Linked DNA regions of Mus musculus: all the other regions are linked to region 1. A link is a loop called in an ENCODE intact Hi-C map of the cell type or tissue named here. Cell type or tissue: gastrocnemius. All regions are shown on one strand.

Region 1 (2,500 bases):
TCCCCCACTCCCCCATCCACACTCTCGGTACAGAGACTAAGTGGCTGTGATGTGCCACAGAGGCTGAGCAATCTTGGTCCTGTCCTCCTGGGGTTACTGCCTATTCCATAATTCCATACTGTGAACCATATACACAGCAGCCACTTGCGAACTGTTTGCTGACAGAATTAAATAGAGCTGAAATTTAAATATACTTGGAGACCAGTCCTAGTTTGAATCTCAATTAAGCTTCCTCATTTTATGCGGCAGGGGAATCAACCTGGATTGGTTGCTTTTTCATTGATTACAAGAAGAGTCTTTAGTAAGAGTGGCTGGTCCTTGTAAGTCACCTAAATATAGGGACAAAACACCAATGGCCATCATTATGTAGCAGAAAAAAAAATGGTCTCTATGTTTACAGACAAGGCCTCAGCTAGCTTTTGACATGTGGTTCATGGAATTAAGAGCACACTCTTGCACCAGTGTACTGCCAAGCCACCCATGAGGTCTAACTCTGGAGAAATTGCACGGCTTATGCCCTTACTTCTTGTCCTGAATTAGAGTTTGATGCATGCCTGATTTTCTGTGCCCCACCTATGTCCAGGACCACCTTTGGTGGCTGTCCATGGCCCAGGGACATTGTAGCCACCTCAGCGAGTAGAACACATTCAAACCCAACCTGCCTGGCCCCTTCCCTTCCTTGCTTCCTGCCAGTTCACTTCTCCTCTTACCACGGCAGTGCTCCAACGTCACAGACCAGAGCCCTGCACACTGTCCGTTGGAGCACTTCCTCTCCCATTCCAACCTCTTTTATAATTCTCTGGGATTCCTTTTTCTGAAGCCAAGAAGCGTTAACACAAAACAGCAGTCTGTCTGACATGCACAGGTGCTGTTCTATGACCAATTTTTTTTTCAGTTTGTGGTTTATTAAGGAGGAAAGAGCAAACTCTCTTGTAATTAACTGAAAATGCCTTCTTTGGTTGCATAAAGGGGATTGTATAAACATGGCACATCTGAGGACATGTCTGTACAAGTCTAAGTAGTTTGCACTATCCCCTGGCGCCTGTAGAGGGCAGCAGCACACTGGCTGACTCCAGGCAGTATTTTAGAGCCTAAACTACCAGAACCTTCCTCCTGGTCACCATGCCAAAGGCTGGTGTGCCAAGCTCTCTCTGGCCTGGCCTCTCAGTCTCTTTCAAGTTTGTTCTCTCCCCGCCTGCTGTGCATATTCATATTCTCTCTCTCTCTCTCTCTCTCTCTCTCTCTCTGTCTCTCTCTCTGTCTCTCTCTCTCTGTCTCTCTCTCTCTCTGTCTCTCTCTCTGTCTCTCTCTCTCTCTGTCTCTCTCTCTCTCTCTCTCTCTCTCTCTCTCTCTCTCTCTCTCTCTCAACTATACACTCTGATGAGGTTGTCCCTCAACCAGAAAATGAAAACTTCTACGTAGAAGTCAGAGAAGCCAACAACAACAACAAAGAAAAAACCCGGGGGAGAGGAGAAAGGGGCCGTGAGGGAGAGAGACTTCAGAACAAGAAAAGGGCAGATGTTTCGCAAATATATGCAAAGCAAAACTGGGTGTACCCTGAACACTTCTACAGAAAAACAGGCCAATCATTGTGCACTTCCTCCCGCCACACTGGTGCAGCTCTGCATTCAAAGAGAGAGAGAGAGAGAGAGAGAGAGAGAGAGAGAGAGAGAGAGAGAGAGAGAAGTGTGGCCGCAGGCACCCGCCTTTCAACGGTCAGTTCTGACATTCTGACTGAACATGTCCCAATTGTCCAAAGAACAAAAACATTTTCATCTCCCCACTGTGAACATTTTTGTTATGAGAAAAAGGCTGCTTTAAGAACCAGGAAGGCGTTTAAGGTGAAGGGCAGCTGAGCTGGCCGGCAGAACCTTCTGGTCTTTAACTCTCCCTGTGCTGGCCCCGGCAGTAAGTTGAGGGCTGAAACATAGCAGTGAGTGAGGCTGTGGAGGCTGCTGGCTCGTCCCAAACTAGACCATATTGTTTTTGCAGAGAAATATGCATTAAAACATATGGATGCGCTGTTAGGTATTAAGCCTGTTAAATGCACGGGAACAAGGCAGATCGGTGGTGTTGGATGTATACAGTTCACACTCCTTCGCACATATTGCACACATACAGTGGCAGAAGTGCTTTCTGCAACATATGGAAAAATAAATATTTTATCCATGCGAGCTCTTATCAGTCTCCAGGGTCTGTTGAGAGGCGAGTGCTCTCTTCCATCTTTCTCCCTCTCTCCTCCAATTCTCTCCTTCCACTGGGCTCCCACCCTCTGCTGCAGATTATGCTTTCCACTAATCAGCCTGGCTGGAGAGGAAAGAATTAGTCAGAACCTCCCTTTGATAAATAATTACGCAGTCGCGGGATCAAGATAATTGAGATCAGTGATGCCTTTCTTGGCCTTTCTGGAGTCGGAACCATTTCCTTACTTACTCTGCTGTTTAACTGTAGAGTGTCTGCGGACAGACGGAGAGGGACGAAGGAAAAAGCCACCGACACT
Region 2 (2,500 bases), 63 kb after region 1:
ACTCTGTAAAATATATACTCATTTATTTCGTGTTTAATCTAAAGTGTAGAGTTTCGGGCTGGGAACGGATTGCAGATTGTTCTCTCCTGGTTAATTTTGGCTTTAAGTATATTGATCACTTTATCATTTTCTTGTGTTAAACTGCTTTAAACACAGCACAAATGTTACTCTCATCATGCCAGAAATGGGGTTGGAATTGATTTTGAGTTTCCATTAATTTTACTCTTTGCTCTCTATGAGAAGTTTTTCACTTGTTTAAACTCAGAAAGATACTTTTGTTCAAAAGATGTGTCAGTGCGATGACAAGGGAGTCTCTGCTGGCCTGGGAACCTCAGATGTCTACAGAAGGAAGAAGTTATCAAATTCACTGCCATGGACTTTGCTGAAATTAGTGAAGACTCATTCATCCTAATGCAGTTTCAAGGGCTTCCTCCCTCTTCTCTTCACAGAAGAGCTCAGCAAAGCACACATCTCCTAAGAAGCCCCCCTGATTGGTCCGGGCTGGCACTGTTTCAGTGTTTGGCCTACGGCGGCTGCTTAGGAATAATTTTCTCTCATCCTCTCTATTTTCCTGGACTGTATCAAACTCAGACACGTGGTGTGCAAAGGAAATCCAAGGCCTTAAAAATGCTTTTTATTTTGGTAGTAAGGCCATTGCCAGTTCTGTTTTGGCCAAATGATCTTATCAAGATTTAACAAGAGATTCTCAATAACACCTCTAATCTGTGAGAAGACATTAGATCAAGGAAGATAATTTATTCCATCTTGCATACATCTACCTTCCTTCCTGGCACCAAGGAGGGACAATGATCAAACTTAGTATTGGTACTGAAGATAATACAAAGTGACAAGAATGCTATGGCAATTACTCATTTTGATTAATTTAAAAATTGATAAATAAGTGGGTTTTTTTCTATATTACAGCAGACACTAGAGATCCATTTTCGGTCACTGTTGGGTATTTCTGCTCCTATAAAGGCACCTTACAAATCTGCTGTGCTGTCCACAGTACTGTCACAATTCGTCAGATTCTCTAGACTAACTAGATGAAACAACTGCATTTCAGCATTAAGATTCCTTTTCGGAGTCAAATAAAAGGAGAGCCGTACAGTTCAAACAGCTTGAAAGGCTTGTCACAAACACAGCCAAACCTGTACACATTATCTGTTTTTCTAGGTTTGGAGTACCAGTCTATAAAGTACCAGTCCCTTGTATGGTAACTGGGTTTTACTTCACACTTAGGAGTATTCAAACCCACAGGGAGAAGTTTAGATAGGTAAACTTCACTTCCTACCCTATCTATCTTTACTGCTCCCCTGCAGTTTTGTGTTTCGGAACACATGCTTCATGCCTTTAAAAAGTGCCAGGAAATCTCTTCCTGCAGCTACACAAGCTTTGGTTTTATGTGTGTATCATGACACACCTTAATACAGAGAGTCCCAGCAACTGCAGTGGGACTTTAATTTAAATCCAGACTTAGGGCGAAGAGCTCCATCTACTGAATCAGTTAGATCCTCGCTGGCACCCTAGAGTTATCCCCTTCAGTACTCTAACACTGAGAAGCCCTGTAGAGAACAGAGAAGTTACAGACATGACCGGCAAAAACTAGCTGTGAGCCTAATGCTCTTTTTGATATTTCCCAGATGCCCTAAGACCCCTTTCCTTTGTCCTTCCCAGTTTTCAAAGCTTTCCATGTTTCAATATAGAACAGAAGCGGGTGCTCTGCCATGTGAACCATCTCTCAGAAGCAATAGAAAGCCATTGGCATTGAAGGGAGAGCCTCAAGTAAGTGAAGGAAAGATACGCGAAGAAAATCCCTGTCCCTGGCAGACTGAATAAACCAGGAAAATTCAGAGAAAAGGATAGCTTCCTTACCCCCTACCTTGTATGATTGCTGAAAGGCTCCAGCCCCCAGGATCAGCTCTCTGGGCCCCTCCTTGGCTGCACAGTGTTGCTGTGGCATTGAAAATTTGCTGTGGCTTCCTAAGATTATAGGGAAATGCTCCAGCAAGCCAAAAAAGTCACAAACAAAAATTCAAAGGAAATAAAAAAAAAAAAAAAACCAAAAAAAAAAAAAAAACCTCCCAAAAACCAACAACAACAAAAAATCCAACCCACCAGCATAAAGCAGCTGATTTTATTGGAGAAGGTCTTGGCATGTTCCTCCATATGCCACAATTTTCTTTGGTCCTTCCTAGGTCTATGATCAGAAAACTCATTGTGCCATCCTTACTAGCGCCGTTTTTCTCAGGGTTGCTGATGGCACAGCATGGACAAATGGATCCAGGAGAAGCAAGCTAAAGAGCATATAGATGTCCTGTTCACTTGAAAGCTTTCCAGGAGATCACAGTTTTACAAGTTTCTTTCTCAGAATATCAGTGACATAGAGAAACATATACTCTGTCTAGCTTAGAGAAGAATAAATCAAAATTAAAGAAAAAAACAAACAAAAAACCAAACCACTTGTTAACACACTAACAGATACGGAACACAGCAAGTG
Region 3 (2,500 bases), 190 kb after region 1:
AGTTGACTCAAGTGGGACAGGGATGGGAATTGCAATAAATTATTCATTCATAATTAATCACCAGTAGTGATCATTTGTTGACCCCCCCCCCCAAACAGAGAGATTCCTGAGTAAAGAAAAACATAACTGGCAATCTATGTGCTCCTCTTTGGGAGTGAGTTCATTTCTACATCAAGACCGATTCCAGCTTGCATTACACAGACGCTTAGAAGGATCGCTTCAGGTGTTACATGGGAAGGAAGGAAACAGCTCTTTCTTTTTTAGCAGAACTCTCCAGAGCTGTGAATCACAGCCGCCTCCTCTGCTGAGGGAAGGACAGACACAGTCTTGGAATTTCACACTGTTCTTTTTTTTACACTATTCTTTCTGCGTCCACTCTGATGTCCACAGTGGACAGCTAGAGGATGGTTAGTAGCAACAAAAGAGACAAGTTTCCATGTCATCCACAGAAGATGCTAAAAATATTCTCTGTTATACCTTGAGAAATAATAATAAAAAAATAATAAATCATCCCAAAATGCATTATAGTTAATGTTTTGTGTGCATGTGTAGTGCATATATGACCTCCTCTCTGAGATCACAAAATTTAAGTATAAATTCAGGCAAGAGATCAAGTGTGTTTCTTCAGTAGAAGTTGGGTATGTTGTTATCTTCTATTATCTATTAACTAGAAATTGCGAGCCATGTCACAAATCCATGTGTAAGTGCTTCTCTTACATTTAGCTCAACATTTATGTCTTTTTATTCTTGAAATTTCAGGTCTGTCTTATATTGCTAGATTTTCAGTGGCCAGATTTTCCCTTGTCCATTCTTGCTGCCTCTTTAAAGACACCCTCCTTCCTTTTGACGGATCTTCTTATTGCCAAGGATAAGAGCTAGCTGCATTCAAACAATTATGACTTTGTAAACATTATAACTGGTGAGATACACTTAGCTCTCTATAATTACAAAGTAGGTTCAGAAACTGCCCATCCTAAAATATCACGAACGCTCCCAGAGGTTCCAGGTTTATCTTCAATTGTACTGAAAACTGTATGTACTAAAGCTGTTTCTTAGGCATTTCTTTTCAGTATTATTAAAAGTCACTTTAAAATCTATGGTGTATTATAGCAGGTGTGAGTACTATGTAAGGGACATGAACTGAAAATCAAAACTGAGCAAGAACTGAATCCATTCAATTTAGGAATTATGGTGGTCAAATGGGTCCAGGGAAGGTCTTTTCATGAGTCCATCAAAGAGCATTAAGGACTTAAGGCAATTATTCTCTTGGATAGCTAGAAACCTACATTATTTCATCTGAACATGACCTAAAACCTTTGCAATTTGGCAAAGTCAATCATACTTCTATTAGGTTGTAAATAAATATCTAGGAAAGGACTGACATCTGTTCAACTCCTATCTTCTTCATCCCCTTCTTGAAAGTTCAATTCCTGAAGTAATCTCACCTCAAGCAATATCCAAAGGTTACATAATGGGCCAGTAATACATAATAGTTCAATAACTAAGATGTCACACTAATTCTGCTCTCTCTCACAGACCTTAAAAGGTTACTGTACAATTTAAGATAGGTCATGTGAAAGTTGATATAATGATATCTTCATGATTCAATGTATAAATAAATGACCCATTTTGATTAAACAGCAAAGGCAACTGCAAAATATTTGAAACTGCATATAGCTTGAATTTTATCAAACAGACTTATCTCTCAAATTCACTAATGTCTCTTTTTCATGTAGATAAATATCTATCAAAACATGTAAAACACTAAGGATAGATGCTTCATAAAGAAGCATCAGCTTTAGAAATATGTGATAAAATATATTTATATTATAAGACAGCAATAACTCTGGACCAAATATCACATAATTTTGGGTTTTAAAGTCAGCCCTTTAAAAATGTAATTTACATATAATAAAATTAACTAATATATGATTCAGTGTTAGAACGGAGCTTAAAAATATAATGTCAATATATCATTATCTCACCCGGATTGTACAATGATGTCTTTTATTTTGGTTTTGACAAGAGTACCTTCAGAAGACCCATGTTTTATATATAGTAGAAAATGACATCATATAAACAAGGAGCACTGAAAGGTGCAGAAGGCACACGGAAGATGCTTGCATACTGTCTACCACATGTCGCCAGTTGTGAAAGACCTGACATGCTAATATCCACTCATCCGGACTTGTTCCAGAGGCACTAAGAGCATGATGGCTGGCAGGCTCTGCAGTTAAGTGCGGTTATCAAGGCCCCCAAATATTGACAGAGTGCCAGACCCTAAGAAGCTATTGATGTACACAGCCGGCCACAGCTCCAGACACCTCTCAGACAGAGCCTTTAAATGTCACAGATAAATGAATTTTCATGAAACAGAGAGAGAATGGAAGAGCAAGAAGAAAGAGCACAGAATGAGAAGTAGGTAAAGAAATGAAAAAATTGCTTCCATAAAGCTGACAGGAAGGCACATGGCACCTCATCTGTAAAGCTCAATCAAAGA

Evidence for each region. A loop is a pair of places that touch in the nucleus more often than their neighbours do. Peaks named below come from ENCODE experiments on the same cell type or tissue, not always from the same donor. Only the 100,000 strongest peaks of a DNase experiment are listed, where the experiment ranks them.
Region 2: it touches region 1 in a loop (2.6-fold over the local background); 13 of 42 quality-filtered maps call a loop at or near these places.
Region 3: a loop joins it to region 1, with 2.6 times the contacts of the local background. A loop is called at or near these places in 7 of 42 quality-filtered maps.

Annotation. Positions count from the first base shown.
Region 1 is chr16:43,572,774-43,575,273 of GRCm38, reverse strand. The region is part of intron 7 of Zbtb20 (zinc finger and BTB domain containing 20); the gene reads right to left. Among named protein-coding and RNA genes, the nearest start is that of Mir568, 67 kb to the left of the region's middle. In gastrocnemius, a CTCF peak has its summit at 1,045 (motif pointing right); DNase peaks (open chromatin) are centred at 7, 653, 1,083 and 1,611; H3K4me3 peaks cover 789 bases; H3K27ac peaks cover 2,500 bases.
Region 2 is chr16:43,509,736-43,512,235 of GRCm38, reverse strand. The region is part of intron 5 of Zbtb20 (zinc finger and BTB domain containing 20); the gene reads right to left. Among named protein-coding and RNA genes, the nearest start is that of Gm15713, 91 kb to the right of the region's middle. In gastrocnemius, a CTCF peak has its summit at 1,504; a DNase peak (open chromatin) is centred at 505; H3K27ac peaks cover 2,427 bases.
Region 3 is chr16:43,386,363-43,388,862 of GRCm38, reverse strand. All of the region lies in intron 4 of Zbtb20 (zinc finger and BTB domain containing 20), which reads right to left. Among named protein-coding and RNA genes, the nearest start is that of Gm9968, 24 kb to the right of the region's middle. In gastrocnemius, no CTCF peak of the experiment used is centred here; no DNase peak of the experiment used is centred here; H3K27ac peaks cover 406 bases.